4 separate regions of the Homo sapiens genome follow, and all the other regions are linked to region 1. A link is a loop called in an ENCODE intact Hi-C map of the cell type or tissue named here. Cell type or tissue: PC-9. All regions are shown on one strand.

Evidence for each region. A loop is a pair of places that touch in the nucleus more often than their neighbours do. Peaks named below come from ENCODE experiments on the same cell type or tissue, not always from the same donor. Only the 100,000 strongest peaks of a DNase experiment are listed, where the experiment ranks them.
Region 2: it touches region 1 in a loop (5-fold over the local background); 14 of 110 quality-filtered maps call a loop at or near these places.
Region 3: a loop joins it to region 1, with 6 times the contacts of the local background. A loop is called at or near these places in 5 of 110 quality-filtered maps.
Region 4: a loop joins it to region 1, with 3 times the contacts of the local background. A loop is called at or near these places in 4 of 110 quality-filtered maps.

The regions. Positions count from the first base shown.
Region 1 is chr3:11,132,540-11,140,539 of GRCh38, reverse strand. It overlaps a transcript of HRH1 not described here. Among named protein-coding and RNA genes, the nearest start is that of HRH1, 18 kb to the left of the region's middle. RefSeq lists enhancers at 1-31, 2,738-3,937. In PC-9, no CTCF peak of the experiment used is centred here; DNase peaks (open chromatin) are centred at 59, 2,969 and 3,469; H3K4me3 peaks cover 3,100 bases; H3K27ac peaks cover 4,193 bases.
Region 2 is chr3:11,077,116-11,085,115 of GRCh38, reverse strand. It overlaps LOC101927467 (a long non-coding RNA gene), which reads right to left. Exons shown (of 3, transcript NR_188517.1): 3 at 1-623. Among named protein-coding and RNA genes, the nearest start is that of SLC6A1-AS1, 62 kb to the right of the region's middle. In PC-9, no CTCF peak of the experiment used is centred here; a DNase peak (open chromatin) is centred at 4,445.
Region 3 is chr3:11,285,472-11,293,471 of GRCh38, reverse strand. The region is part of intron 3 of ATG7 (autophagy related 7); the gene reads right to left. It also overlaps the pseudogene RPL13AP27. Among named protein-coding and RNA genes, the nearest start is that of ATG7, 17 kb to the right of the region's middle. RefSeq lists enhancers at 2,061-2,190, 3,695-4,894 and silencers at 3,386-3,435, 6,713-6,845. In PC-9, a CTCF peak has its summit at 4,670; DNase peaks (open chromatin) are centred at 1,491, 3,991, 4,521, 5,311 and 1 weaker place; H3K4me3 peaks cover 3,967 bases; H3K27ac peaks cover 7,970 bases.
Region 4 is chr3:11,202,646-11,210,645 of GRCh38, reverse strand. The region is part of intron 1 of HRH1 (histamine receptor H1); the gene reads right to left. The region is part of intron 2 of LOC102723663 (a long non-coding RNA gene); the gene reads left to right. Among named protein-coding and RNA genes, the nearest start is that of HRH1, 52 kb to the right of the region's middle. In PC-9, CTCF peaks have their summits at 4,345 and 4,544 (motif pointing right); a DNase peak (open chromatin) is centred at 2,345; H3K27ac peaks cover 1,495 bases.

The sequences.
Region 1 (8,000 bases):
TGAGAGGAAACAGAGTGAGTCCCTAGGGGCTCCCAGGGTGTACGAGGGCAAAGAGGTGAACATAGCTGGAGTGGAAAGAATGAGAAAGCCTGGGTGTGTGGAAGAGCCTTGGTGTGTTAGGTGGAATTGCAGCTGGAGGGTGTGTGCAGAATGAGAGGTCTTGGTATTGGGGCCAAAGTCAACTGCCACGCCTAAGGAGGGAGGAAGGCGCTTATTTTGCTTCTTGGGTGAAAATCATTCCTGTGATTTAGTTCTCCTTGGGGGAGGGGCGGGGTTTCATCCAGCCTTAGCAAATGCATTCAATCTTCACTACTTCTCTCTGTCAGATGGGGTGGATAGAGGTCCAAATGTGGGCAGAAGCTTTTATGTCCCATCGCAGGGCAGCTAAGAACAGCTGCGCGGGTCGTTCACTGTACATGGGCACTAGGCCAAAAGGGACTGAAATCCGGACGGCCCTTTGTTTACTAAGCCATGTGCCTGCAAGGCTGCACCTGCCCAGAAGGAATGCTTCCTATTTCTTTTCTTTAAAAAAAAATTTTTTTTATGAGCTAAAATTCACATAACATAGAATCTACCATTTAAACCACTTTAAAGTATAAAGTTCAGTGCTTTTAGTATAGTCACAATGTTGTGCAACCATCACCACTAGCAGTTTTCGGAACATTTCCATCATCCCAAAAAACAACTCCATAACTCCTAATTCCCCCCCTTTCCCCATCTCTTGGCGACCATGAATCTGAACTTTCATATGAATGGAGTTCTATAATTTGCTGTCTTCTGTGACTGTCTTCTTTCATTTGGCATTAAAACTTTTCAAGTTTTACCCATGTTGTGGTATGTGTCTGTACTTCATTCCTTTTTATGGCTCGATAATATCGCATTGTGTGAATATTCCACAATTTGTGTATCCCTTCATGAGTTGATGGACATATGGGTTATATCCACTGGCTGTTAAGAACAGGCGGGTCACGGTGGCTCACGCCTGAAATCCCAGCACTTTGGGAGGCTGAGGTGGGCGGATCACCTGAGGTCAGGAGTTCTAGATCAGCTTTGCCAACACGGTGAAACCTTGTCTCTACCAAATATATAAAAATTAGCTGGGCGTGGTGGCAGGCGCCTGTAATCCCAGCTACTCGGGAAGCTGAGGCAGGAGAATTGCTTGAACCCGGGAGGCGGAGGTCGCAGTGAGCCGAGATTGCACCACTGCACTCCAGCCTGGGTAACAGAGCAAGATTCCACCTCAAAATAAAAAAAAAAAAGGCGGGCGGCTCGTTCCTGTAATCCCAGTATTCTGGGAAGCTGAGGCAGGTGGATCACCTGAAGTCAGGGGTTCGAAACCAGCCTGGCCAACATGGTGAAACCTCATCTCTACTAAAAATACAAAATTAGCCGGGCATGGTGGCGCATGCCTGTAATCCCAGCTACTTGGGAGGCTGAGGCAGGAGAATCACTTGAACCTGGGAGGCAGAGGCTGCAGTGAGCCGAGATCGCACCATTGCACTCTAGCCTGGGCAACAAGAGCAAAATTCTTTCTAAAAAAAAAAAAAAAAGAACAATGCAGCTATGGCCAGGCACAGTGGCTCACATCTGTAATCCCAGCACTTTGGGAGGCTGAGGTGGGAGGATTGTTTGAGCCCAGGAGTTTGACACCAGCTTGGGCAACATGGCAAAACCCTGTCTCTATAAAAAATGAAAAATTTGGGCGGACATGGTGGTGTACACTTGTAGTCCCAGCTACTTGGGAGGCCGAGGTGGGAGGATTGCTTGAGCCTGGGAGATGGAGGCTGCAGTGAGCTGTGATCATGCCACTGCACTCAAAAAAAAAAAAAAAAAAATTCAGCTATGAACATTCTTGTACAAGTTTTTGTGTGAACAGATGTTTTCCATTTTTCTGGGTATATACCAGGGGATGGTCTTGTTGGATCATATGGTAATCCCACGATTAACTTTTTGAGGAACTTGCCAAACTGTTTTCCAAAGTAACTGCACCGTGGTACATTCCATCTAGAAATGTTTGAGGGCTCCAATGTCTTCACATCCTTGCCAACATTTGTTATTGTCCATTTTCTTATAGCCCTCCTAGTGAGTGTGAAGTGGTACCTCATTGTGGCTGGCCATCTGTATATCTTTGGAGAAATGTCTGTTCAAGTCCTTTACCCATTTTTTGGCTGGGTTGTTTTTTGTGTGTGTGTGTTGAGTTGTAAGAGTTCCTTGTTTAGGCTGGGCGCGGTGGCTCACGCCTGTAATCCTAGCACTTTGGGAGGCCGAGGCGGGCAGATCACAAGGTCAGGAGATCGAGACCATCCTGGCTAACACGGTGAAACCCCGTCTCTACTAAAAATACAAAAAAAAAAAAAAATAGCCAAACGTGGTGCGGGCGCCTGTAGTCCCAGCTACTTGGGAGACTGAGGCAGGAGAATGGTGTGAACCTGGGAGACGGAGCTTGCAGTGAGCAGAGATCACGACACTCCACTCCAGCCTGGACAACAGAGGGAGACTCCGTCTCAAAAAAAAAAGAGTTCCTTGTGTATTCTGGATAGTACACCTGTATCAGGTGTACTATATGAGTTGCAAATATTTTCTCCCATTCTCTGGGTACTGCCTTTTTCTAATTTACACTGGGGCTCCTTTTGGGCTGGTAGGGACCTTAGTTCCTCAGCCAGAGCACCAGATACTCTCCCGCCATAACAAAAGAAAGTGTATCAGTGGCCTCACTCAAGAGGACAACTTAGTACCTCAGTACCTTTACAGATGGCCTGCTATGTGCCAGGCGTGGAGGATGTGAATCTGAAGATAACAGGGTCCGTTCCGGTCGCTGTTCCCCATCCTCAAGAAGGACTCAATCAATAACTCAGACGCTCAAGCCAGAACACTGGGGGCTGACTGGACTCCTCCCCCATCACTCCACCATCCAATCAGCCATCACAGCCCATGATGACTCCTCCCACCTTGTGCCACCATCCAATCAGTCACCACAGCCCACAGTAACTCCTCCCTATCACTCCAGCATCCAATCAGCCACCTCAGTCCCTGGTGACTCGTCCCCCATCATTCCAGCATCTAATCAGCCCCCAGAGCCCGTCACCCCTCCATTCTCTTCCCCACGCCCCAGCGGAGTCTAGGCGGTAATTGCCTCTCACCTGGCTGGTTTCAGTAGCTTCCTGTCTCCAGACCTCAGGGCTTGCTTCTTGTAGTTCATTTCTCCATCAGTGCACGAGCAGAGTGATTTTTCTTAAATGAAAAATCCCATTGAGGGCTGCCTGGCGGACAACTTCTCTACGGCTACTATCAAAAGAAAATGCACACGGAAGCCGACAGCTCCGTGTCATCTGGCACCCACTGCTGTCTCCACTCCCCTCCTTGAAGTGACTCAGTCTGACTAAACTGTTGGTCAGTTTCCCAGCACATACCACCTCCAAGTGCTGCCGGCATGGTGTGCTTTGAAATGAGGGACGGTAAAGAAATGCGTCAGGGATTCCCGAAATAAGTCACGGGTTAGGCAGTAACTTGTCAGGCAGGAGCTGGGAGTTTGCTAGGGGCACGGTAAGGGTTCCGGTTATGGGAAAGAGCCTCGCTTCTGCCTGTGCAGGCGCTTGGACACACAGGCCTGCCTTGGTGCTCATGAGTCACCCGAGAAGATGTGCCTAGAAATGACTCTCCTGGGTGTGTGAGAGCCTGAGTCTACCCCAGGGGTTTGGAAGGCGGATTCAGCTGCCTTCCTTAGGTCGTCTTAGGATCTTCAAACCCCAGCGCCGAAAAAGACTAATGACCATGTGGCCCACCCCTTCATCCCTTTGCCTCTATAAACCTCCATTCTTCCCATCTCAAAAATGGGAACAATGACATTTTTTTAGATGGCCGTGAGGCTCAAAGAAGATTATCTAGACTCCTGTGTGAGTTTTAAGTTGGATGGGGAAACTGAGGCCCAAAGAAACGAATCGGTTGCTTCCAGCCTTGACGTGTGTTGGAATCATCGGGGGAGTTTGTTAGAAATAAGGATCCCTGGATCCTACTGCTGGGTTGGGGTAGAGACCCAGTCATCTGTATTTTTTAACCTCCCAAGGTGTTGCTGCAGGGAACCAGGTCTAGCTCTCCTCCCAGAATCCTAAGGCAGCCTCTGGCCAGAGGGTCACTGAGGTGCAGGCTGTGTGTGGTCAGCACGCCTTGCTTTTCCTGTCTGGAAGCCAAAAGCTGGCTTTCCCACTGCCAAACTGCTGGCAATACAGAGGCCATTCTGGCGACTGTTTTCTAAATGTGGCTATCAAGGATGTTCTGGGAGAGAAAAGCCCTGGCACACAGCCTTGGTCTCTGAGGGGCTTGCAGGCACCTGGGGTAGGGGAGGCTCAGTGGTGTATGGGAGTTGTCGGGGAGGGGCAGGATGCTCCATCATAGGGTGAATGGAATTGAAACCAATGTTTAAAATGAGCTGGGTTTAGGGCCGGGCACAGTGGCTCACGTCTATAATCCCAGCACTTTGGGAGGCCAAGGCAGGCAGATCACTTGAGGTCAGGAGTTTGCAACCAGCCTGGCCAACATGGCAAAACCCCGTCTCTACTAAAAATACAAAAAATTAGCCGGGTGTGGTGGTGGGCACCTGTAATCCCAGCTACTCAGGAGGCTGAGGCAGGAGAATCGCTTGAACCCAGGAGGTGGAGGTTGCAGTGAGCCGAGATCATGCCACTGCACTCCAGCCTGGTGACAGAGCAGACGCTGTCTCAAAAAAAAAAAAAAAAAAAAAAAAAAAAAGCTGGTTTTGTTGTGGGTGGGGTGGAGACAGGGGGAGGTGCTTCAGTTGTCACCTCCATGTCTGCTTCAGGCCCCTCCTTACCCTTCCTATGAAAACATTTTCTCTGTACAAGATCTGGAACTCATGCACACTGAGGCACAGTTATCTAATCATACCAATGTAGGGCTGAGCATGGTGGCTCACGAGGCCTGTAATCCCAGCACTTTGGGAGGCCTCGTTCACCTGAGGTCAGAAGTTCTAGACCAGCCTGGCCAACATGGTGAAACCCCGCCTCTACTAAAAATACAAAAAATTAGCTGGCGTGGTGGCAGGTGCCTGTAATCCCAGCCACTCAGGAGGCAAAGGCAGAGGCAGGAGGATTGTTTGAACCCAGGAGGCGGAGGCTGCGGTGAGCAAAGATCGCACCATTGCACTCCAGCCTGGGCAACAAGAGCGAAACTCTATCTCTGTCTCTCTCAAAAACAAAACAAAACAAAACAAAAACCAATGTAAAACATGACCACATTTCCTTCTTTTTTTTCTTCTACTCTCTCCCCCTCTCCTTCTTTCTCCCTCCCTCTGCTTTCTAATTTTGCCCCTGGTCTTGAGCTTTTAATCTGAATTACATGTTCCCAGGTTCTTTATTTCCTCATTTATTATCGATGTTTTCCAACTTGCTTGGCTAAGCCACCACTCTGGTCATAATGTATCCCACTTTCTGCCAACCCTGCCTTACCCCCATGCAGCAGAACATGCCTAGAGAAAAGCCATGTTTTTCACATGGTGTTTCACAACCATTTTGACTGTGTTCACTTGAGTCATGACCTTGAATGTTGAGAGCACTCTCAATGCTGCCTAGCAATTATACTCTGCCTCCCTAGTCATTCTCTCTCCAGCTCTGCTAGGGACCGTTTGACTCCTCTCCTCCCCTAAACCCTTAATGCCTCCTCTCCTGTCCTGTCTGCTTCCTATTCACTGAGATAATGGAAGCAATCAGAATGTCCTGAGACCCCACCACACACCTCCCCGCCCACCAGCATCTCCACCCACACGCTTCACTAGAGATGAATTGATGGTGCACTTATGTATCTGTACTTGTGCCCTAGACCCTGCCCCTTTCATTTGCTCAAGGACATCTCTCCAGCGATTGTCCCTCTTGCCACAGCATCATTTTTTACCTCCTCTGGATCATTCTCATCAAGCGTACACAATGCTACTATTTCTCCCATCTTTGAAATAACAACAACAATACCACCAACAAAAACCCTTGTTAAGTTTTAGGTCAGAACTGACACAGTGTTGCTTCTGCCAGATTCTATTGGTTAAAGCAAATCACAGGGAGAGCCCAGATTCAAGGGGAGGAAACTGCACAAGGACTTGAATACCAAGAGATGAGATTCTTTGTGGGCCACCAAGCCACAAACCACCACTCTCCCTTTTGCAGCAAAACTCTTCCAAAGAGCTGTCCGTCCTCAGTTTCTCCAGTTCCTCCCTCCCATTTTTCTTAAACACATTCCAATCAGGCATTCGCTCCCACTGCTCTACTGGTGCCCTTCATCCAGGTCACCAATGGCCTCCACATGGCAAGATCCATGGTCAAGTCTCAGTCCTTGTCCTACTGGGCTTGGCACAGTTGACTGCCCTTGCTTTGTTTGATTTCAGGCCTCATGCTCTCTTGGTTTTCCTACTACCTCACTGGTCTCACCGTCTGTCTTTTCTCTCCTCTCCCCAACCTCTTAATGTTGGGATGACCCGAGGCTCAGTTCTCCATCCTCTTCTCTTATCCATCTGTGCTCACTCTCTTGGTAATTTCACCCAGTCTCATTGCTTGCAATATCATTTACATGTGGCTCTCACATTTACGTCTCTAGCCTCGTCCTCTCACTTGAATTCTGACTAATAATACAATTGTTTTTATTTTTATTGTTTTTTTGAGACGGAGTCTCATTCTGTCGCCCAGGCTGGAGTGCAATGGCACAATCGTGGCTCACTATGATTCTTCTGCCTCAGCCTCTCGAGTAAGTGGGATTACAGGTGCCCACCACCATGCCCAGCTAATTTCTGTAGTTTTAGTATAGATGGGGTTTCACCATGTTGGCCAGGCTGGTCTCAAACTCCTGACCTCAAGTGATCTGCCCACCTTGGCCTCCCAAAGTGCTGGGATTATAGGCGTGAGCCACTGCGCCTGGCTTCTGACTGTTTTTTGACATCTCCAATGGGTAGCCAATGCCCACCTAAACCCCTTCTGTCCAAAACTAAACTCCCAATTCCTCTCTACCCCTTGACCTGACCCCAGATTTTCTCGTTTCAGTTGATGACAATTCCTTTCTTGCAGTTGCACAGAACAAAAACCCTGGCATTAAACTTGACTGTCTTCTTTCTCTCACACCCCATACCCAAGCCACCATGAAGATTGGATCTACCTTCAGAATATATCCAGACTCTGACCACCTTCTCTCCTGGTCAGAGCCACCATCCCTTCTCAGCTGGACAAATTTTGTGTGCCTCTTTCTAATTCTGCCCTGACCTCCTATGATTTACTGATTTGCAACAGAGTGGCCAGAGGGATCCTTTAAAAATATACCCCAGATCATAGCCCTCCTCTGCTCAACACCCTTCTATGGCTCCCATATCACTTGGCATAGAGTCCTCACCATCACCTACAAGGCCTTATGGGACCTGGCCACCCCCTGACCTCTGGCCCCCTCCTACTCCCCGCTTCACTCTCTGCTCCTCCAGCCACTCTGGCTCCTTTGCTATGGCCCCTCAGACACAGCAGCACGTGTCTACTCCGAGCCTTTCCTCCACCTGGGCAGTTCAAGCCCTGCTCTCTGCAGGCACCTCCCTCACCTCCTTCAATTCTTTGCTCAGCTTCTCAACGAGGCCTTCCCTGACCTCCCCATTTAGACTTGCATCCCACCTCCACCTCCTTGCCTTTCCCACTCTCACTTCCTTGCACTTTTCTCTTGTTTCTTAGCCCTTAACCTTCTAACATATTTCATGATCTACTTATTTATTATGGTTATTGTTCATTGTCTACCTCATGCAGCTAAAATATAAGCTTTGCAAGGGGAATAATCTTTATCTTTTGCTCACTGATGTATTCCAAGGGCCTAGAACAGAGCCAGGTACAGACAGAGTGCTAAAATTTTATTTTTAAATTGTACTATAAGCACCTCAAATCCTTTGTGACACAAACCAGGGCATAGACAAATTCATTCTTTCATCCACCCATCCACTCTTCCAATTGATTGCCATGCCTTCCTTTATATCT
Region 2 (8,000 bases), 55 kb after region 1:
GGGGAGGTGACACCAGGCATGAGGAAAGCCAGCATAAAGGTTGCAATCACGGTCGTTCCTGTGGGCAGCTGGACTGGCTATGCCTGCGACCACCTGACGAAGGGACAGACGGCCTTCTGGTAGTGTCCATGCAAAGGGACAAGGGACATCACCAAGGGAGGCCCATGCACCTCTCCCAGTGTGCTTCCAGTCAAAGGAACCTAATGGCAGTCGTCCAGCCCATCCAGAGTTCAGGCCCAGATGAGTCAGCTGCATCAAGTGACATTTTCAATGCAACTGTGGAGGGCCTTAGGGGAGTATTCCAGGCAGAGGGACAGCTCCCGATTCACCTGCCTGTAAGAGGGACGGCTCATCTGCCACAGCCTGGCCTGGGCGATTCTGCTGGCCCCCCCATCTTGGAGTAGAATCGTTTCCTGGAATAGTACATCTTCCGGACCCCACCCCACGCTGCACAACTCAGAGTGTCAGCTGGAGCCCTTTCTCCATGGAGTGCCTCCTCCGAAGGTCTGACAAAGGCAGGCAGGGGTGTCAGTGAGGAGGTGTGTAGAAGTGCTCCTTTCTCCTCCGCCGTGGTCTTCCTGCCTCCCAGACAAGCTTCAGAAGGCAGGAAATCTCTAGACCACCTATGGAAGACAGAAGGCTGCCTGGGCCTGGGGTTTGGGTCATGTGAGCCAGCTCTAGAAAGCCTTTTGGTGCCCACAGAAACCCCCAAAAAAGGAATGCATGGCATAACTCTAATGAAATTTAGGAAGCCCGAGGCATTCCCCACCCTTGTCTACTCTCCCTGAACTATCCTGTGCACCAGGCTGACAGCTTCTGGCCAGGGGCCAAGTCCAGGGGCTGGAGGGAAGATGCCTGCAGGGAGGTGGTAAGCTGCATTTTGTTCCCTCCCAAATGACATAGACAGAGCAGTGGCCGGGAGTGAGGAGATCTGGTTAAAGGCCCAGTGACTCCTTGAGCCATTATTGCAAAAAGACCTAAGCCAATCTGAAATGCACAACTCCAGGCTCTCCTTGGTGGCCAGCGGTGTTAGCCAACAATTAGCAGTGAATGAGGACCTGCCGCTTCCCCTAGTCTTGCTACCAGGTTCACATGAAAGCAAGTTGTGGACAGAATTCTGCCCCCACAAAGACATTTAGTAGGCAACTGTTATGAGCAAGCAGGTCCCAGACAGTTCATGCAACATGTATTTATTAAACTCAGCAGATTCAAGGCAGACGTAAGAATATTCCAGAGTCACATTCTGTGACTGTTACAGGCCACATCAGGCAACCAGAATCACTTTTTTGAGATGGAGTCTTGCTCCGTTGCCCAGGCTGGAGTGCAGTGGCATAATCTTGGTTCATTGCAACCTCCACCTCTCGGGTTCAAGAGATTCTCCTGCTTCAGCCTCCTGAGTAGCTGGGATTACAGGTGCATGCTACCATGCCCTGCTAAGTTTTTTTTTTTTTTTCAGACGGAGTCTCGCTCTGTTGCCCAGGCTGGAGTGCAGTGGCACGATCTCGGCTCACTGCAAGCTCCGCCTCCTGGGTTCACGCCATTCTCCTGCCTCAGCCTCCCAAGTAGCTGGGACTACAGGCGGCTGCCACCACGCCCAGCTAATTTTTTGTATTTTTTAGTAGAGATGGAGTTTCACCATGTTGGTTAGGCTGGTCTCAAACTCCTGACCTCAAGTGATTTGACTGCCTCGGCCTTCCAAAGTGTTGGGATTACAGGCGTGAGCCACTGTGCCCGCCAGAATCACCCTTAACCAGTGGCTGGACCCAGGACCTACCAGGGAGCAGCCTGAAGTGCCATCCCTGGGGCTTGCTGGATTCTTACACCTAATTTGTGCCAGGGGAGGAAGTGCCTCTAAAATATTTTAACCGAGCTGTGTATTCTGAATCCCACTAATTTTATCAACAAGTGCCTGTTTCCAGCATCCATTAAGCTGGCTAACAAGCCACTGATTTCACCTCTGAAAACTCATTTATTTTTAACAGTCATTATGCTAATCAACCGAGCCACTGGTGTTGATCAGCACTAAAGACAAATGAAACCCTTGTCCTCGTGGCTTCTGGAGCCAGTGAAGCTGATACTGCAGTGAAAATGGCAGCTGGCCGCACCTGGACTGTGAATTCTAGGAGAGGCAACTGACTACGCTGGAGTCATAGCAAAAAATCAAGAACACATGTCTATATCACATCATCTTCTCTGAAGCATTCTCAGCTTCACTTTGGACATCGTGGTGGTGAGATTCTGACAGTCAACTCTGCCACTGGCCCTCATGTCCCCATCTCTAATGTGCCTACTACCCCATGCCCTTGGAACAGCCTCCTGCTCTGGGGCAGAATCTGGGGTGAGGTTGTTCTGGGCTCCCTATGGATGACACTGGGGATGACTCTGGTCATTTTCTAATGCCTCCCTTTGTTGAGAGATCTCAGGGTGATTATCCTCAGAAAAAATGTGCCTGTTCGGTTGCGGTGGCTCACGCCTATAATCCCAGCACTTTGGGAGCCTGAGGCAGGAGGATCATGAGGTCAGGAGCTTGAGGCCAGCCTGGCCAACATGGGGAAACCCTGTCTCTACTAAAAATACAAAAGTTAGCCGGGCGTGGTGGTGTGTGCCTGTAATCCCAGCTACTCAGGAGGCTGAGGCAGGAGAATTGCTTGAACCCAGGAGGCGGAGGTTGCAGTGAGCCGAGATCGCACCACTGCACTGCAGTCTGGGTGACAGAGCAAGACTCTATCTTGGAAAAAAAAAAAAGAAAGAAAAACATGCCTGTTTGCTGCCAGCAGAACCAGTTCTTACCTCTAAACACTCTTTTGTCCAACTGATCATTAATTTATTTGTTAACAAGTTATTTTGGGGAGGGATTTCCATGTCTGTGCTAGGGCTAATTTTCTAGCACAGTGTTGGAGCTCAGTAAATATTGAATGAGTGCATGAAGGATGACAGGAAGGGAGAAAGGGACTGGGGGCTGTGTGCAAGGGAAGCAGCAGCATGGTGTGCCTGCAAGGCGGCTGTCCATCTTGCAGAGACACCAGCCCTGCCCTCCAAAGGTTCCCTCAGCCTCTCCATCTTCATGCTTCTCCCAGGTTGGTGTTGAGCCCTTTGAGAGAGGCTGAATTAAGTGCTAGGCTCCCTTCACTGCCTAAATGCCCTGTGAGAGCTGCGCCAAGCAGCAGATTGCTAGAGTGTGAGGCTGTTTTCATTGTCTGACTCGCTTGGGAGCAGGTGGTTCATTTCTGAAAAGCTGAGGCTTAGTGAGTTTTCATGGATGGAGGGGACAGAGAAGGAAACAAGACAGACTGACAGACACAGAGAGCCACAGCCAGCTGATATGTGCTGAGCACTCAATCCATGCCAGGCATGCTGTTAGGCCCTAGGAATTCAGTGGTGTAACAGACAGACTCAGGCCCTGCCCTCAGGGAGCTTAAAGTCTAGAACAGGGGTTGGCAAAGTCCAGCCTGTGGGCTGATTCTGGCCTGCTTGGAACACAGCTGTGCTCATTTGTTTGAGTGTTGTCTAGGGTTGATTTCACTCATTTGTCTGAGTGTTGTCTAGGGTTGATTTCACTCATTTGTCTGAATGTTGTCTAGGGTTGATTTCACTCATTTGAGTGTTGTCTAGGGTTGATTTCACTCATTTGAGTGTTGTCTAGCGTTGATTTCACTCATTTGTCTGAGTGTTGTCTAGGGTTGATTTCACTCATTTGTCTGAGTGTTGTCTAGGGTTGATTTCACTCATTTGTCTGAGTGTTGTCTAGGGTTGATTTCACTCATTTGAGTGTTGTCTAGGGTTGATTTCACTCATTTGTCTGAGTGTTGTCTAGGGTTGATTTCACTCATTTGTCTGAGTGTTGTCCAGGGTTGATTTAACTCATTTGTTTGAGTGTTGTCTAGGGTTGATTTCACTCTGTGGCAGAGATGAGTAGTTGCAACAGGGACTGTGTCACCTATAAAACCTAAAATACTTACAGTCTGGCCCTTTCTAGAAAAAGTGTGCTGACCTGTGGTGTAGAGGCCAAGCAGATACAAGCAGCCAGAAGCAGAAAGAAGAGTGAAGTCAAAACGCACACAGAAAATGAGAGAGAGAGAAGGAGCCCCCCAAAATATGTGAGGTGGGAAGGCTGCAGTTCCCACAAATATTTCCATTTGTCATCCTTCACCATGACAAAACTCCACCATCAGTGGCTTATTCCTTAGGGATAAGCATTGCTTTCACAAATATTCCCCTGAAAAGAGTTCTTCTTCCTCGATTTATACCCTGAGTATGGAGTAGCTGAAGAGATCATTCTGGAGGCAGACAGGGCTGCTGAAGATTTCCAAAAGCCAGGACGGAGGGAGAGGGAAGGGCTGGGCCTTATGGATGGGAGGTGTCTGGGTAGGGCAGAGCACCACAGCCTGCAAAAACAATTGTGTTGTTTGTCCAAGATGAGCCAGTGGTAGGGTGTGTCTCTGAGCTGCTCTGCAGTTTCTCAAGGGTGGGATTCTATTTATGACCAAAGAAGTCACTCACCGCCTAAGGGCAGAGTTGTGATTCCTCTTCCATCCCTGACATTGGGCAGCGTCGGCTCTTGGGGGTGCATAGGTATGTGTGTGCATGCACTGGTGTGTGTATCAGGAGGGAGCCACATTTTGCAGTGAAGGGGGTTCAGTTGATATAATTTGGGGGACCCTCTTTAAGGAAAAGATTTCAAAATTATCAATCCTAATTTAGGTATGCATATGCATATTTAGAATTTAAAAAGAAATCATAATGTTACAAAATTTTAAAAAATTGACAAGGGTCAGAAACACTGCAAAATCTAGAAAAATGACATATGTGTTAATTAACTTCCTGATACCCTCTGAAATGCATTTCATGGTAGTTTTGCTATATACTTTTCATATGTTTATGATTTTTAATAATCTTTTCTAATAGAGAAAAGAATGATAAGTCAGCCTTTCCTCTGACACGGTCGACTGAAATTCGTTTTTTCACCACGAGTTAGGATGCACAAGATGTAACTTCATATACATACTTGCTTCTTGCAGCACAGCCTTGGGTTTGGCTCCTACAGACTCAAGAATTCTGATAAATTCAATTTTGTATGTTTTCCATCACAAAAAGAAAAATGTATGGTATATTTATAATGCTATATGTTACCTTATTAGGGATATGCTGCATTATCAAGCATATGCCCAAATGGAAAAAAAAATTTTTTCGATTAGGTGTCAGTGAGAACTGAATCCAGTTATAATACTGTCTGTGATGATCTGAATAATTTTCCATTTCCATTTCTGGCTCTGTCCATTTCCAACACTGTTTCTCTTCTTTGGCCCACACCTTTCTGGTACTGGGCACCAGACCACACACTGAGATATTTTGGTACAGCCATAGGCCTCACTCCTTCATGTCATGATGCAGGGCAAGTTGGCATGGGGGCAATAGGGCTATTCTGGAGGTCATTGCTATGTCAGTGTCTTAGTCTATTTTGTGTTGTTTATCACACAATACCTGAAAGAAAAATCATTTATTTCTTACATTTATGGAGGCTGAGAAGTTCAAGGTTGAGGGCCTGCCTTTGGTGAGGGGCTTCTTGCTGCTGGGGACTCTCTGCAGAGTCCCAAAGTGGCTCAGGGCATTACATGGCAAAAGGGCTGAGTGTGCCAGTTCAAGTTTTTCTTCCTCTTCTTAGAAAACCACCGGCCCCACTCCCAGGATAACCCATTAATCCACTAATCCCTGAATGGATTAATCCATTCATGAGGGCAGAGCCCTCATGACCCAATCACCTCTTACAGGTTCCGCTTTTTAATTACATGACAAAAGGGCTGAGTGTGCCAGTTCAAGTCTTGCTTCCTCTTCTTAGAAAACCACCGGTCCCACCCCCATAATAACCCATCGCAGAGCCCTCATGACCCAATCACCTCTTACAGGTTCTACTTTTTAATATTGCCACATTAGGGATTAAGTTTTACTACAAGTTTTGGAGGGGACAAATATTCAAACCATAGGAGCCAGAATAATAATAACCTATATATGGAAGAGGTGGTGAACCACATCCATATATGCTCTGATCTCAAACTAAATGTATCACCAAGTCAACTCTCCCCAAATGCCACCTGTCATGAGGGGAAGTGTGAGTAGAATGAGCTAGGAGTCTTAACCAGTTGCGGATAGAATGTGTTGCTTGTCCTAAATGTTCATCATTTGATGCATGGACAAACAAAATGTGGCATATCCAAACTATGGATTATTCTTTGGCTACAAAAAAGGAATGAAGCACTGATACCTGCTACTACACATATGAATCTTGAAAACATATGTGAAATGAAAGGAGACAGACACAAAAGGCCACAAACTGTATGATTCCATTCATACGAAATGCCCAGAACCGGCAAATGTATTGAGTCAGAAAGTAAGACTAGTGTTTGCCAGGGAGGAAGGAAATGGGGAGTTACTGCTAATGGTTGATTTTTAGGAATGAATAAAGTGTTCTAGACTTAGATAATGGTGATGGTTGTACAACTTTGTGAATATACTAAAAATCACTGCATTGTACACGTCGAAAGGGTGAATCTTATAGTAAGTGAATTATATTTCAATCAAGCTATTATTTTAAAGATTTTTACTTTTGTGAGTTTTACAAAACCATGTGACCAGGTAAACACATAGCTAGGGCCTTCTCCCATGATAAATTACCCTTTGGGAATGTATCAGTTTGGGGATGTGTATCAGTTATCTATCAGTAGAGCAGATACTGTGTAACAACCAACCACAGAACTTTAGTGGCACAAAACCTCAGTGGCACACTACAATAAATATTTATTTGGCTCACAAATCAGCTAGGCTCTGCTGGGCTGTTCTTCTGGTTTTAGCTAGCTAGTCTCCCGCTTTTTTTTTTTTTTTTTGAGACAGAGTCTCGCTCTGTCACCCAGGCTGGAGTGCAGTGGCACGATCTTGGCTCACTACAACCTCCACTTCCCGGGTTCAAGCGATTCTCCTGCCTCAGCCTCCTGAGTAGCTGGGACTACAGGCACACGCCACCACACCCAGCTAATTTTTGTATTTTTAGTAGAGACGGGGTTTCACCATGTTGGCCAGGATGGTCTTGATCTCTTGACCTTGTGATCCGCCCACCTCGGGCTCCCAAAATGCTGGGATTACAGGCATGAGCCACTGCGCCCAGCCTCATTTCCCACTTCTGGTGGTTGGCCATGGGCTGTCTGATCTAGGATGGCCTCAGCTGGGGCAAATGAGGTGCCTTGCCTCTGCACCAGGTGTCTCCTCCTTTACATCCCAAGTATGTTCTCACAGTGATGGCAAGGACCAAGAGACAGAAGCAGAACCACACAAGCACTTTTTCAAGGTTCTGCTTGCATCATATTTGCTAATACTGCATTGGTTAGAGCAAGTTACACTGCCAAGCCTGGATTCAGTGGATGGGGAAATAGATCTTCCCTCTCAGAAGAGAGGAATTGCAAAGTCATATGTCAAAAGAAGTGGGTATGTGGAGGGGTGATGACTCAGGACCAGGAAGACAATTAATTTTACATCTGCTTCCATGTATATACCAGTGTGTGCCTGCGTATGTGTTTGCAGACATATGTGTCTATATTGGTGAATATGTGTGTTCAGGCATCCGTGTGTGCATGTGAGGCTGTTTGTGTGTACACTTCCTTTGGATGTGTCTACATGTCCAACATGCATGCATGCATGAACAATTTTGGAAGCTTTTCTGCTTGTGTATCTGTGCAGGTGTGAGCCTTGCCAGATAGGTGCCAAGTGTAGTGGGCCATGGATTGTGTCAAGTAGAGTGGGCCAACACATGTGCTCCCAAACCCTCACACCAGCAGGACTCTGGGGTCTCTGGGTCCTTGTCTGTCATTTACCCAAGACAGGCAACTATTAGAGAAGCAAGAGTATCGACTTTGAAATCAGGAAGGCTGGATTCAAACACTAGCTCTGCCACTGACTGGCTTGGCAGGAGATTCCCACCCTAGTTTTCTGATCTGTAAAATGGGGATACCACT
Region 3 (8,000 bases), 150 kb before region 1:
TCAACTTTCACCTCCCGGGTTCAAGTGATTCTCCTGCCTCAGCCTCTTGAGTAGCTGGGATTACAGGCATGCACCACCGCACCCGGCTAATTTTTTATATTTTTGGGAGAGATGGGGTTTCACCATGTTAGACAGGCTGGTCTCAAACTCCTGACCTCAAGCAATCTGCTCGCCTTGGCCTCCTAAAGTGCTGGGATTACAGGCGTGAGCCACCACACCCGGCCAAATCATTCACTTTCTACAACAAGTTCTGTCTGTATGCCAATGAATCTCAGGACTGTACTTCTAGCTCTAACCTCTAAACATATATTTAAGTGTCCTTTAAAGCCAGGACTTAGATTCCTCAGAATCTCAAATTCAACAAATCCAAAATTCAACATATATTTTCCCTAAATTCTGCCCCTTTCTCTGTATTTCCTAGTTTGCTTAATAGTATCACCTTAATTCAAGGAAGAAATTTCAAAGTCATCTTCAATTTTTCTCTCTCTCAACGCAATAAAGCACTAATTCCTAGAAGCTCAACCTTAAACAGTCCTCTGGAATGAGATGAAGGTTAACAGTTACTGAACACAGACCAAAACTAGGCACAGCAGCAAGGGTTGTTCAATTGAATTCAATTCTCTCAGAAGCCCTAAGGAATAGCTCCAATTTTATAGAGGAAGAAACTGAGGTTCCAAGAAGTAAGAAATTCACACAAGGAGGCTGGGTGTGGTGTGAATTCAATTCTCTCAGAAGCCCTAAGGAATAGCTCCAATTTTATAGAGGAAGAAACTGAGGTTCCAAGAAGTAAGAAATTCACACAAGGAGGCTGGGTGTGGTGGGAATTCAATTCTCTCAGAAGCCCTAAGGAATAGCTCCAATTTTATAGAGGAAGAAACTGAGGTTCCAAGAAGTAAGAAATTCACACAAGGAGGCTGGGTGTGGTGGCTCACGCCTGTAATCCTAGCACTTTGGGAGGCCAAGGCGGGCAGATCACCTGAGGTCAAGAGCTCGAGACCAGCCTGACAAACATGGTGAAACCCCATCTCTACTAAAAATACAAAAATTACCCAGGTGTGGTGGTGCACGCCTGTAATCCCAGCTATTTGGGAGGCTGACGCAGGAGAATTGTTTGAACCCAGGAGGCGGAGGTTGCAGTGAGCCAAGATGGAGATCGTGCCACTGCACTCCAGCCTGGGCAACAGAGCGAGACTCTGTCTCCAAAAAAAAAAAAAAAAGAAAGAAAGAAAGAAAAAAATAAATTCACACAAGGCTATACAGCTAGGAAAGTAGGGGAACCAGGATTCAGCTTCCAGATTCACGCCACTCTGAAGCCCATGCTCCTCATGCAACTTCATGCTTCCTGTCTAGGTCTGCCTGCCTTCTCTCCATTCCCACTGCTACGTGCCAGGCTCCATCATCTCACACCTCGGCTCTTGCAGTGATATACTCACGGGTCACTGCCTTTGGCCCATCTCCTCCAAACAAGGTGACAAACTGCCACCAGGAATGATCTGCACAGGTGGCTCCCTTGTTTAAACAAACAAACGAAAGCTTACTGGCCTTACTACACAGAGAATAAGGTGCTGCAGCCTTAGCCTGCTAGTTTCCTGATCTTCTGCATGGCTGATGTTCCTAGGAAACCTTTCCCCTCTCTACCAGGAAAAGTACTTCTCATCTCACAAGGTCCTTATGAAGCTGTCAGTAACAGTCAGTGGATATTAACAGTTCCCTTCTCAATGGTGACAGATGAACACTTCCATTAGGGCATTTACCACCATGAACTGTGCTTGCTGTTTTGATAATACTGTTAAAAACTATTTAAATAACAGCAGTAGTAATGTCATATTAGTAACTGTTCTTATTAAATGCTCATTCTGTACCAAGCACTACACTAAACAGTTTACATGTTATTCCCTTGACAACCCCAGTGGTAAGATTATGCCTACTTTACTGAAGAGAAAACTGAGACACTGGGAGCTTAAGTAACTTGCCCAGAGTCACACAGGAAGTGGTAGAGCTGAGATGATAACCCGGGTCTGCTAGCTTCAAAGCCCCTGTTCTCGTCACTATATTACACTGCCTTGAAGGAAGAAACTTCTTTTCAGGAACTTTCTACTGCCCATCAGCCTCACACATGCTAAAAAATAACCAATTATTCACAAGCTAACCTCCTCTCCAACAGTCAAAACAAAAAGGCCCTGGCCAGAGCTATCATCCAATGTGGAAGGAAATCAACACAGTTGCAGACAGTGGTACAAAAGGATTTCATCTAAAATCCTCTGTGTGACAGATCATCAAGTCCCTACATATGTCAGTCATCCACAACTTTCTCTTCAAGGACAAATGTAACTTGTTTTCATCATAATTTTGATGACCTGCTAAGGACATCAAGATGGAATTTTACCAGTGCCAGAGAATCACAAAGACAAAAAAGAAAACTCTATTCTACAGCACTTCGGTAGCTGGGTAAAAGCGACTAAGGATGACTACTTAAAAGATAACAGACATGGCCGGGTGAAGTGACTCACGCCTGTAATCCCAGCACTTTGGAGGCTGAGGTGGGTGGATCACTTGGTAAGGAGGTCAAGACCAGCCTGACCAACATGGCGAAACCCCGTCTCCACTAAAAATACAAAAATTAGCCGGGCATGGTGGTGCATGCCTATAATCCCAGCTACTCAGGAGGCTGAGGCAGGAGAACTGCTTGAACCCGGGAGGCAGAGGTTGCAGTGAGCTGAGATCGCACCATTGCACTCCAGCCTGGGCGACAAGGGTGAAACTCTATCTCAAAAAAAAAGAAGATAACAGACATTTTGTATATTAATTGCAGATAGTGGTTCCTGGTGCCTTCAAGGTTGTGCGTCTGAAGCCTAAAATAAAGTCTGCCTACCTGGGGGTGGCTGGTTCATGAGGTTGGCTGGAAGTACCAGGCAGTGACAGCTACCTGGAGGAGAAGAGGAAGGAGAAGGCCAAGATCCACTACCAAAAGTAAAAACAGGCCATGAGGCTGCAGAAACAGGTGGAAGAGAACGTGGAGAAGAAAACTGATAAATACAGAGTTCCTCAAGACCATGGGCTCCTGGTCTGAGCCCAGTAAAGACAGCTTATTCCTCATGCTTGGCCTGGCCTGCCCCTCCTCCATCACCGCGCTGGGATGTGGGGGACCCAGGCGGCAGTCCAGGTGCTGAATGAAGGCAGCCTAGGACTTAGAAAGATGGGAAAGAGGAAAGGGCCTTAGTCACTGCCTTTCTATAAAGTTATTTGAAACAATTCTAGGAGTTGTGCAGACATAATTTGCTTATGACCTACTTGTTCATGAGAGAGTTTTTAAGAACAACTAGTTACTTCTGTTTCAATATTAGCAAAAGTGAGCTGGAACACTAATTGGAGGGGAGCCCTACCCTGTGAATCAGGCATCTATTTCCTACCCGGTCTATACTATAGACTGCAGCTACCAGGATGTGAGAAAACACATGGGGACAATATGAGTTTGCTGTTGTACAAACGTTATTTATAGAAGCATAGACTGGGAAGATGTGCGACCAAAGGGGTTCCAGGTATTGCCCTTATTCCTTCCCTGTACTTTGTAAACAGAACAAATAAACTACTTTTACAGAGAGAGAAAAAAAAGGCCCAGTGCAGTGGTCCATGCCCATAATCCTAACTCTTTGGGAGGCTGAGGCAGGAGGATCGCTTGAGCCCAGGAGTTTGAGACGAGCCTGGGCAACATGGTGAGACCCCATTTCTACAAAAAAAGTTTTAAAATTTGCCGGGCATTGCAGGGCGCATCGGTAGTCCCAACAACTCGGGAAGCTGAGGTAGGAAGATAGCTCGAGCCCACCAGGAGGTTGAGGCTGCAGTGATCCATGATTGCACAAAAGTAATTTGCATAAGAGGCACATCCTTCAAATATTTTCTGACTTATTTGGCCTTAGGGAAATTCTGAACAGAATCCAAGGGCCTATTTCATAAGAGGATATAGTTGATGTTGAGCTGCTGAAACCGTTCCATGACAGGCTGAAAACAGAAAAGTCTTAAGCAACATCAGCATGATGAGGAATCTTCTGGAAATACCTAAACAGGACAATCTATGGTAAAGGTATCACTTAGGAACATACACGTCTATGTAACATCACTACAGCGCTTAAGCTGGAAGGGAAGATTTAAGAAGTAATGGTCGGAGGGGAATTTGGGGGGAAGTGAGTCATAGACAGAGTTATTCATGTGTCACTAATCTAAATCCAAACATTACCTACTTCCTGAAAAAGTAAGGCTTGCCTGTATAACCCTGGACAGTGCAAGTGAAACTTCGGCCTCTGCTTAGCTTAGAAAGATAAAGGATTGTTTCTATCACACTTCAACATTATATTCAGACACAGTCAAGGAAAGAAATTAACATAGGCATCAATGTAAGTGTGTTTCAATTTTATTTCAAACTATTTCAGGATGTGAAACATCCTGAGTTACACAAGATGGGATTGTGTCACTGCCAATTAAACAGGAAAGGTTTTGATAGGGATTCAACACTGTAATGAGCAAGAACTCTAGTGGTGTAAGAAAGCCTGCAGTAGCCAAGAAGTTCAGTCAAGATTAAACTGAAATAGCAGCGTGTGTGGTTAACCAATACAATCCCCCGGGGCTGTGTCTACCACCCAAACTTGGTGCAAATTTCAGACTTTAATGAAAATAAAACTCAGTCACACTCAGCACAAGTAGGAGCTCAGAAAATGTCACTGAATGAGTACTTACCAAAAGTTTCTGTCCACATGGATCTAAATCTTTTGTTTTTTAAGATCAAATCCCCACAGGAAATGTGCAGTGGCGGTTGCCTCCCAAGAAAGCTGCTAGGAGGTGAGGAGAGAGGAGTGTGGGGAGACTTATTTTCACTGCATGACCTTTTTTGCCTCTTAAAGTTTGTATTATGTATATAAAACAATACAGAAATAACTAAAATAATTAAAGAAAAAAGTCCTAACCCAATGGCAAGAAGACAAAGAGAGAGATAAAAGACTAGCAGCTCAACTGCTTTGGTTCCAAGAAATCATAGCTGGGAGATCCTTGAAACAAGCACCATGTCTTACTCATCTTTCTTCAGGACTGAGCACAGTGCCTGGATCATATTAAGAGCTCAGTAAAGGTTGAAATGAAATAATAGCTCTCTTTTCGCACAAAGGGCCAATGGATGGATGCTATATAGTAAGATAAATTTCAGCAGTTTAAAAATTACTAATAGCTTGAATTGTCCAAACAGGAAATAGATCAGAGAGATAATGAGTTCTCCATTAGCAGAAGTGTTCAAGCATATATTGGATGATTATTTGCCACGTAATACTGCACAAAGGATTGCTGTATCAGGCAGTCAGACAAGACCAGGGTCTGGCAAGCTTTTCCTGAAGAAGGCCAGATAGTAAATATTTTAAGGCACTGCAGGCCTCAAACAGTCTGCTGTGTATTTTATTTTTTTTACAACCCTTAAAAAAATGCAAAAACCATTCTTAGCTCCTGGACTGCACAAAAAAAGGCCTCGGGCAGGACTTGATCCACAGGCTATAGTTTGCTGACTCCTGGACTAAATGATCTTCCAAACCTGTTATCTTTTGATTCTTTGAAGGTGCCAATAGTATATTTTGTTTTGAGGAAGACTGATATTTTTGGCATAATCTTTTTAAAGGGCAGTAAAGATCAGTGAGGGCGCTGAGGGCGAAGGCCAGATTCTAAGGCCACATCTGCTGGCCTGCAATAGGCACCTTGTAATGCTGCAAATACTTCTTTATGAACTGGTAAATACAGTCTACTCAAAACATTCACACATCTCTCAGCATCATTAAGCCAAGACGAAGCTCATTTGATATTTATTAAGGCTCATAACGTTCCGGAAAGACTGCATCAGCAGCATTCTACATCTTAAGCAGGCATATGACTACACCTCTGATGGTTTCCTTATGCTTTCTCCCAGACCGCCGCTGCTGCCTTCCGACTTTTCTAGTTCTACCCCACGGCCCTGTCACTCCTCACCTCTGACTTGATGCTCCTTAGCAGCCGCTCTCAGGCCCCCATGGCCTAGAACTCACAGCCCCTCTGTCTGAAAAGTGTTCCCTGTTCTCCCTCACCTTGCTTCTGTGACTGCCTGGCATTCACAGAGCAGCTCAGAGGTGACCTGCTCAGGAAAGCCTTCTCAGAGGTGCCTCGCCTGTCTTCACTCCCCTCATACTCCTCCCCTGGCAGCTATATTTAATCACTCCTGGCTCTAAGCCACCTAGACATTTGGTATTGTTTTTCAACTCTTTGCTTACCTGTTTGCCTCCACCAAACTTGATTGTAAACTCTACAAATACAGATCCTGGCTCATATTCCTTTCAATGTCCCTAATCCCTTGTGAGTGGCTCTCAAACATTACTAGGATGAATTTTAGAAACCTTTTATCAGCCAGGCACAGTGGCTCACACCTGCATCCCAGCACTTCGGAAGGCTGAGGCAGGAGGACTGCTTGGGGGCAGGAGTTCATGACCAGCCTGGGCAACATAGCAGAACACCATTTCTAGAAAAAATTAATTTAAAAATAAAATAATAATAATAATAAAAAAAGGTTGGGTGCGGTGGCTCACACCTGCAATCCCAGCACTTTGGGGGTCTGAGGCGGGAGGATAGCTTGAGCTCAGGAGTTTGAGACCAGCCTGGGCAACATGGGCAACATTCCGTCTCTACCAAAAATATTTAAAAAGTTAGCTGGGCATGGCGGTGGCATGCGCCTGTGTTCCCAGCTACTTGGGAGACTCAGGTGGAGGATCGCTTAAGCCTGGGAGATTAAGGCTGCAGTAAGCCAAGGTGGCAAGATGGCACCACTGCACTCCAGCCCAGGTGATCGAGCCAGACCCTGTCTCAAAAAAAAAAAAAAAAAAAAAAAAAGAAAGAAAGAAAGAAAAGAAAAGACAAAAAAAAAAACACAAAACAAAAACAAGGAACTTTCTATAGATATCCTCCCGAAAAGAAACAAAAGCAAGAAATAACCCAAACTTCTATGACTATGAGAACAAACCCCAGAAGCCAATTACCACAGAATATGGAGTAAGGAATCATGAAGAACATACGACGATATGCCATATAACTTAGGTCCCTAAACCTATTATTGTTTTTTCAGGACTAAGACCTTAGCGGGCAGGAAACATGCATGCACAAATCAGTGCAAATAAAACCTTATGCAACTGCATATGAAAGTAGTCAAGAATAAATGTTTCTTTCTGAAAGCATTCTGGTAGCTACTAGTGACAATATCTGGTCATTAATATAGCATTTTAATGAAGAGATTAAAGTTAACACCAGCAGCAACGTGACAAACAGACACTGTGTGCTATCTGATAGAATGCCATGGAAAGAACACAGCATCTGTGGTGTTTGGATGAAAATACACAACCTGGATCTCATGGGAGGAAACATCAGATAAACCCAAGTTGAAAAACATTCTACAAAATGACCAGGATTATAGTCTTCAGAAGTGCCATGGTCTTAAAAGTCAAAGGGAGACAAGGAGCTGTCCCAGACTGAAAGAGACCACAAAGACGTGACAGCTGGGGACCACGTGTGATCCTGGGATGATGCTCCACTATAAAAGGACATTATTGGGACAAAAACTGAATGGGAGTCTCTGGGAGATGGATAAATAGAAGGTATCTGTCTTATTCTTGTAGAATTTCTGTAAGTTTGAAACTGTTCCAAAATAAAATAGTAAGAATAATTTTATCTTACTATTAAGATAAAAGCTGTGTGTCACACACAGCTTTATACGTTGTTCAACAGGCAAAACCAATCAACCTGACAGAAGTTAGAATGGTGATTACAGGGTGAGGTGGAGCTACTGACTTGAGAAGGCCACGAGGAAGGCTCCTGGGGAGATGGAAATATTCTGTATCTTGAGCTGGGTGGTGGTTACAAGGCATATACCTATGTAAAAAGCCACAAGCTAAACATTTGCTATCAGTGCACTTTATGTATGTTATCCATGAATAAAGAAGTAAAATAGG
Region 4 (8,000 bases), 70 kb before region 1:
AATTTTTGTATTTTTTGGTAGAGATGGGGTTTCACCGCATTGCCCAGGCTGGCCTCAAACACCTGGGCTCAAATGATCCGCCTGCCTTGGGCTCCCAGAGTGCTGGGATTACGGGTGTGAGCCTCCGCACCCAGCCAATAGCTGTTTTATTTAGTGCTTACTATGTACTGGGTGTACACACCATCTCATTTTATCCTCAGAGTAGTTTTGCAAGGTCGGGATTATTAACCCCATTTATTTATTTATTTTTTTGAGACAGGGTCTCGTTTTGTCACCCAGGCTGGATACACTGGCACGTTCAATAGTTCACGGCAGCCTCGACCTCCCGGGCTCAAGCAACTCTCCCATCTCAGCATCCCGAGTAGCTGAGACCACAGGTACTCACCACCATGCCCAGCTAATTTTTGTATCTTTTTTGGTAGAGACAGGGTTTCACCATGTTGCCCAGGTTGCTCTGAACTCCTGGGCTCAAGTGATCTGCCTGCCTCAGCCTGCCAAAGTGCTGGGATTACAGGCATGAGCCACTGCATGTGGCCCTATTAACTCCACATAAGAGATATAAAAACCAATGACAAAGTCACCCAGCCAGTAAGGGAAGAGGCGGAATTCAAACTTAAGTCATTTAATGCCAAGGTCTTCACTGTGTCTCACGACAACTGCATTTGATGCGATCTAACTTGTGTTGACACTGGGATAGGATCCAGAGACAAGCAAGACAAGGTCCCTAATGCCAGAAGTTCAGGGTCTATCTCGGCAGCACAGCAGAATAAGGATGAGCAAGCAATTAGAATTCACCTCCACATCCGAGCCTCATCCTGTACTAGCTGAGCCTCAGCTCCCTCCTCTGTAAAATAGAGTACTAATTCACCAAAATAATGGAGCCATAAGTCATCAGTCCTCTGCTATGTGAGGACACAGCAAGAAGGCAGCCACCTGCAAGCGAGAAGAGGCCCTACACCAGAGCCTGGCCATGGTGGCACCCTGATCTCAGACTTCCAGCCACCAGACCTGTGAGAAATCAATGTTTGCTGTTAAGGCTGCCTAGTCCATGACATTTTGTTATATATAGCAGCCTGAACTAAAACAGTAGTGATTCTGGAAGTCAGGTCTACTAGCCAAACACTGTGAACCACCGATACATTTAATTCCATTACACAGATCCAAAGTAGTTTTATTATCAAACTAAAGGTACAAAGAAAAGAGTCAAGAATCTCTAGGCAATTAAAAATTAGCATCACAATCTAGGTGCGGTGGCTCATGCCCATAATCCCAGTATTTAGGATTCCCAGTACTGGGGAGGCTGAGGCGGGAGGATCACTTGAGGCCAGGAGTTCAAGATCAGCCTGGGCAATAGAGCAAGAACCTACCTCTACAAAAAATATAAAAACTAGTCAGGCATCGTGGCATAAGCCTGTAGTCCCCACTACTTGGGAGGCTAAGGTGGGAGGATTGCTTGAGCCCAGTTATTTGAGACTGCAGTGAGCTATAATCATACTACTGCACTCCAGCCTGGACAGCAGAGCAAGACTCTTAAAAAAATTACCATCACAAATCAATTATGTTCAAATCTCTCTGTTAATAAGTATTTCTTGATTGGGCTGTTTAGATTTTAGCATCTACGTGGGCAATACAAGGCAGTTGAGGGTGAAGGAAACTGGCATCTCATGGCTGGGGTGATGCAAATTATTACTCTCTGTGGGCAGTTTTGTAGCTTTTACTCAAAATCTTTAAAATGTACATATTCTTTGGCTCTGCAGTTCTACTTCTGAGAATCTTTCATCCCACAGGGTACAAAAAGATGTTCACCATAGTGTTATTTTTATTACTGGAAAGTGGGACACAATATAAACAGCAGTCATTACGGGACTGGTCCCATGTTAGCACACAAGAACACCGGGATGGTATACAGCGATTAATAATCATGTGGCTTTCTCTGCTGACATGGGAAAGTGTCCATAATAGTTTGTCAAATTAAGAAGATGACAAAACGGTACATAATCATATTTCTGTAACATCGTATGTATGGGTGTGTATGCTTGCAGAAAAGTCTACAAAAATATTCCCTGGATTGTTCACAGTGGCTTTATCTTGGTAGAAGGATTTCAAGTGATATTTTTTCAAACTTTTGATTTAACAGATAGTATTGTGTTAGGAAGCTAAGCAAAAAAACCCTCAAAAAACAAAAAACTAGAGTGGCCAGGAGTGGTGGCTCATGCCTGTAATTCCAGCACTTTGGGAGGCCAAGGCGGGTAGATCGCTTGAGCTCAGAAGTTGGAGACCAGCCTGGCCAACATGGCGAAACTGTCTCTACAAAAAAATACAAAAATTAGCTGGGCGCAGTGGTACATGTCTGGAATTTCAGCTACTTGGGAGGCTGAGTCATGAGAATCACTTGAACCTGGGAGGCAGAGGTCACAGTGAGCCAAGATTGCACCACTGCACTCCAGCCTGGGTGACAGAGTGAGAGCCTGTCTCAAAAAAAAAAAAAAAAAGAAAAAACTGGAGTCAATCTAAAATTGCTTTAAAGAAAAGTGTTGAGGAAATAATAGAACAGGCAGGAAAGAGATGTGAGAAAATGGCAAAGGGGAGTGTGAAAGTTTGGCAAACACAGTTTTAAATTCTTCATCCTGCTCTTGCGTGGAAAGACTGTCTGCTCTTGCTTCTAAGTGATAAACATCTTAGTGGGAAAACCTCTTCCTTTTATTTACCCATTGACCCAGTTTTGGTGGTCAATGACGCCCGCCCTTCCTGACAGATGTTGGGGCATGGGCCAGACAGGCCCGCTGGGTACACAAGGATGCCCGCTCTTCTCCCTTGATCCTGCAGTGGCTCCCTAGGGCCTCCAAGTAGGGGGAGTAGTTCTGTTGATGGAGGGGTCACTATGTACAAAGACTGAGCTGAAATTTCTTGCACACCTTCTCAGAATCACCCTAGGAGGGAAGCTTTTTGAATGACCCCATTTTATTGAAAAAGAAACTAAGGCTCACAGAGGTCAAGGGTCTTGTCCAAGATCACACAGCAAGTAAGCGAAGGACCTCACGCTCCAGTTCAGGTCGGCCTCTTTCTTTTGTTTTTTTGAGACAGAGTCTCGCTCTGTCGCCCAGGCTGGAGTGCAGTGGCATGATCTCGGCTCACTGCAAGCTCCGCCTCCCAGGTTCACGCCATTCTCCTGCCTCAGCCTCCTGAGCAGCTAGGACTACAGGCGCCGCCACCACACCCGGCTAATTTTTTGTATTTTTTTTTTAAGTAGAGACGGGGTTTCACCGTGTTAGCCAGGATCGTCTGGATCTCCTGACCTCGTGATCCACCCGCCTTGGCCTCCCAAAGTGCTAGGATTACAGGCGTGGGACACCGTGCCCAGCCCAGGTCAGCCTGTTTCTAGGACCCATCACTCTGAACCTCTAGTAAGTTCTGCCTGAGCCTGGCCTTCAGGGCTGAGCATGACCTGGCTTCTGTCTACCTTTCCCGCCTTCCCCTCCCACTGCTGCCCCCTGCCCACCATCAACCCTCAGACCCCAAACTTCAATATACCCCAGTATCTCACACCTCCATGCCACTGCACCTGCTGTGCCCTCCCTGAAGCCCATTCCACTGCAAACCTCCAGAGACTTCCATCCGTCCTTCAACTCTCAGACCGAGTGTGCCCTTCTCTGTAATCCCTCCTTCCTTGACTCCACCCCGATAAGACAAAAGCCCTCCTCAGACCTCCCCACACTCCTCCTCCAGCTTCCCCCTCCTCAGCTCTCCCACCCTATTCCGTCATTGACTTTCCCTTGTCTGTCCCTTTCCACAGGTCCTTGTGCCCTTCGAGGGTGCAGACGGTGGTCTCTGCATCTCCTTTGCTCCACGTGCCAGGCACAGGTGCCTGGGAACTACAGAAGAGGTTGAATAGAAGGCTTAACAATGAGTTTGGAAGTCAGGCACAGAGGGTTTGACTTCCGGGGGCACCCCTTGCCAGCTGTATGACCCTGGCAAGTCACTCTTCCTTTCTGCGCCTTGGTCCCTGCATCTATAAATTGCTGTAAGGATGAAATTACATAATTATAGGTAAAGCACCTGGCACAGTGAACAGTCCACAAATCTTAGCTATAATAACAATGACGTCAGTTAAGTAACTCACTTAGAAACAACACTGGCCACTGAAGTGGAGGGCCAGTGAAGTGGAGTCAAGTGCTGGGAGGAAGTCCAGGCCAGCAGGCCAACTTTGGTATACAAAGATGTGAAAACACGCTTGGCGTGGTGGCTCACGCCTGTAATCCCAGCACTTCGGAAGGCCGAAGCAGGCAGATCACCTGAGGTCAGGAGTTCCAGACCAGCCTGGCCAAGATGGCGAAACTCTGTCTCTACTAAAAATATAAAAATTAGCCAGGCGTGTTGGCGTGTGCCTGTAGTCCCGGCTACTCCTCGGGAGGCTGAGGCAGGAGAATCACTTGAACCTGGGAGGCAGAAGTTGCAGTGGGCCGAGATTGCACCATTGCACTCCAGCCTGGGTGACAGAGCAAGACCCTGTCTCAAAACAAAAAAACAAAGATGTGAAAACAGCCAACCACCAGGTGGCAATCCATGCAAGAGCCCAGCTGCCGGGTGTGCCCCAGCTTCAAGCCAGACAGACCTCAGACATCCAGGGCCTGGGGAAGGTCCAGCCCCAAATGGCAGCCATCTGATAGCAGCAAAAGAAAACCTGTGGGCCAGGCGCGGTGGCTCACGCCTGTAATCTCAGCACTTTGGGAGGCCGCGGCGGGCGGATCACGAGGTCAGGAGTTCAAGACCAGCTTGGCCAATATGGTGAAACCCCATCTCTACTAAAAATACAAAAATTAACTGGGTGTGGTGGCGCATGCCTGTAGTCCCAGCTACTCAAGAGGCTGAGGCAGAAGAATCACTTGAATCTGGGAGGCGGAGGTTACAGTGAGCCGAGATAGTGCCGCTGCACTCCAGCCTGGGCAACAGAACGAGACTGTCTCAAAAAAAAAAAAAAAGAAAACCTGTGAACCTGGGGGCTGGGGAACAGAGCTCTTGCCCATGCGAAACATGGGGTGCTGGGAGAGCTCATGAAAATGTACATCATTCATGTGCCATGCGCTTGCTGAGTACTTCCCATGCATAATTCAATTTCAGCCTCATGGCAGCCTTTCTCAGTTGATGTTGTTATCCCAGTTCAGAGAGGAGTAAACTGAGGCCCAGAGAAGTTAAAAAACTTGCCCAAGGACATACAGCTAGTGAGTGGTGGAGCTGGGATTTGAACCCAGGCAGTCTGTTTCCAGAGAACTGCTTCAGGCCCTCCTGCCCCTATCAAGAGGCCAGGGCAGGGCAGAGCCTACAGGTGGGACTCCAGGGGTCCAGAGCTGGATGATCTACACACAGGGGATCACATGATGCAAGCAGTTTCCGTACAATGCGTTCTATTTAGGGTGGGTTGTCCTTCTCCAGAAGGAAGAATTTCTCCCTGGAGACTGGCCAGATGCAGCCTGGTGGGTGGCAGTGCATACATTCCCATCTCCTCAGACCTACCTACCAAGAACAGCCGCGCTGATGAGAGTCCTGTGTCACTGGCGAAATTGCTTCCAAATTGCCTTCTTCATTAACTGTGCAAATTTGCATCTTAATTAGGCTTAATGGAATACAATTACCAGACCCCACGTTTCTCTCTCTGATTTCAAGCAAGGATGCCACAGAGACAGGCCAGAAGCCAAAAACGTGGGGCTGGAGGGAGCCTGGTTGGGCTCTCCCTGCAGGAAACCTCGCATCTGGGAAAGGAGGGGCCAGGCGCTACCCAGCGGGGACTGCACCTGGTACATCCAGGCTCCTGAACTGAGGAGACCATGGGATTTGGAATCAAGCTTTGGGAAGCCTGCCTCTGCCTCTGACCAGTGGAGGACTGACCCTTTCTGAGCCTCTGTTTTCTCATTTGTAAATTGGAGATGGTGATAACATTTACTATGGGGTAGCTGCAGGGATCAAAGGTGATCGCGTGTGTGTTAGCACCTGGTAAAGCACCTAACACGTAGTTTGTTCTCTTTCTCCATGCCCTCCCTTTTTGAGGCCTACAAGGTTGTGCAGAGCTGATCCCGGCCTTCCCCTTCGGTGATTCAGTGAGCGTCAGCTTATTTCATCCTCCCTTCCATGCTCTGGCCATACACACTTCTGAGTCCTGGGAAGGCTCTAAGCTCCTTCCTGTCTTGTGAGCTTTTCAAGTGCTATTCCCTCTGCTTGGAACACCTGACCCCTGGTTAGTACCTACTCATCCTTCCAATCTCAGCTCAAACAGCACTGTCTCCAGGAAGCCTTCCCTAGCCCCAGAATAAACTCTCCTAACATCATTTATCTATGGGATTATTTAATATGTGTCCCTCTCTCTCCCACAGACAGTAAGCTCCATGAGTGCAGAGAACACTTCTATTGTGTTCTCTGTTGCATCTCCAGCTCCTGGTTCAGGGCTTATCACATAGTAGGTCCCATTCATGTCTGTTTAATGGATGGATATGAACATCCCACTGAGCCTCAGCGAATGTCAAGTGGGAGCCATAATCTCATCCTTATGGTGCTGTGAAATCATTAAATGATTTTTGGCACACAGTAGGTGTTTGACGAATGAGATACCTATTCTCCCATTCCTTTCAATTAAGGAAAAGTTAGAAGCAGGCATATAGGTAGCTTAAAGGACAGCATGTTCATGGATAGGAACCCCCAATATTGTCTAGATGTCAGTTTTTACCAACTTGATTTATAGATTTAATGCAACCCCAATCAAAATTCCAGCAAGTTATTTTGTGGATATAAGCAAACTGATTATGAAGTTTATATGGAGAGCAAAAGACCCAGAATAACCAACACAATATTGAGGGAGAAGAGCAAAGTTGGCAGACTGACACTACCCAACTTTAAGACTTACTATAAAGCTACAGTAATTAATATGGTATTGGTGAAACAATAAACAGAGTAATGGAACAGAATCCAGAATCCAGAGATAAATCGACATAAATACAGTCAAGTTGTTTTTGACAAAAGGGCAAAGTCAATACAATGGAGAAAAATTCTTTTCAGCAAATGGTGCTGGAACAACTGGACATCCACATGCAAAAAAGTACATCTAGATACAGACCTTACACCCTTCAGACAAAGTAACTCAAAATGGACCATAAGCCTAAGCATAAAACCAAAATTATAAAACTCCTAGAAGATAACACAGGAGAAAACCTGGATGACCTTGGGTTGGCAATGACTTTTTAGATACAATACCAAAGGCATGCTCCTTGAAAGAAATAATTAATTGAGAAGCCAGAAGGCAAAATGGTACAGCCATTTTGGAAGACAGTTTGGCCGTTTCTCACAAAACTAAATATACTCTTACCATACCATGCAGCAATTATACTCCTTGGTGTTTACCCAAGACTTGAAAACTTGTGTCTACACAAAAATCTGCACGAGTGTTTAAAGCAGCTTTATTTTTATTTATAATTGCCAAAGCTTGGAGGCAAGTAAGATGTCCTTTGGTAAGTGAATGGGTAAACTATGGTTCATCCAGATAATGAGATACTATTCAATGTTAAAAATAAATAAGCTATCAAGCCATGGGGAGAGATGGAGGAAACTGACATGCATACTATTAAGTGAAAGAAGCCCATCTGAAAACGCTACGTACTATATGGTTCCAACTGTATGACGTCCTGGAAAAGGCAAAACTTTGGAAACAGTAAAAAGATCAATGGTTAGCAGGATTTGGGCAGGGGAAGGGATGAATAGGCAGATCACAGATGATTTTTAGGAGAGTAAAAAATGCACGGTATTAGAATGATGGATACATATTATCCATTTGTCCAAACCCACAGAAAGTGCAACATCAAGAGGGAGCCCTCATGGAAACTGTGGCTCTGGGTGACAATGATGTGTCATGTAGGCTCATCCGTGGTAACAAATGCACCACTCTGTGGGGATGTTGACAGTGCAGGGGACTGTGCATATGTGAGGACAGAGGGTACATGTAAATCTCTATATCTTCA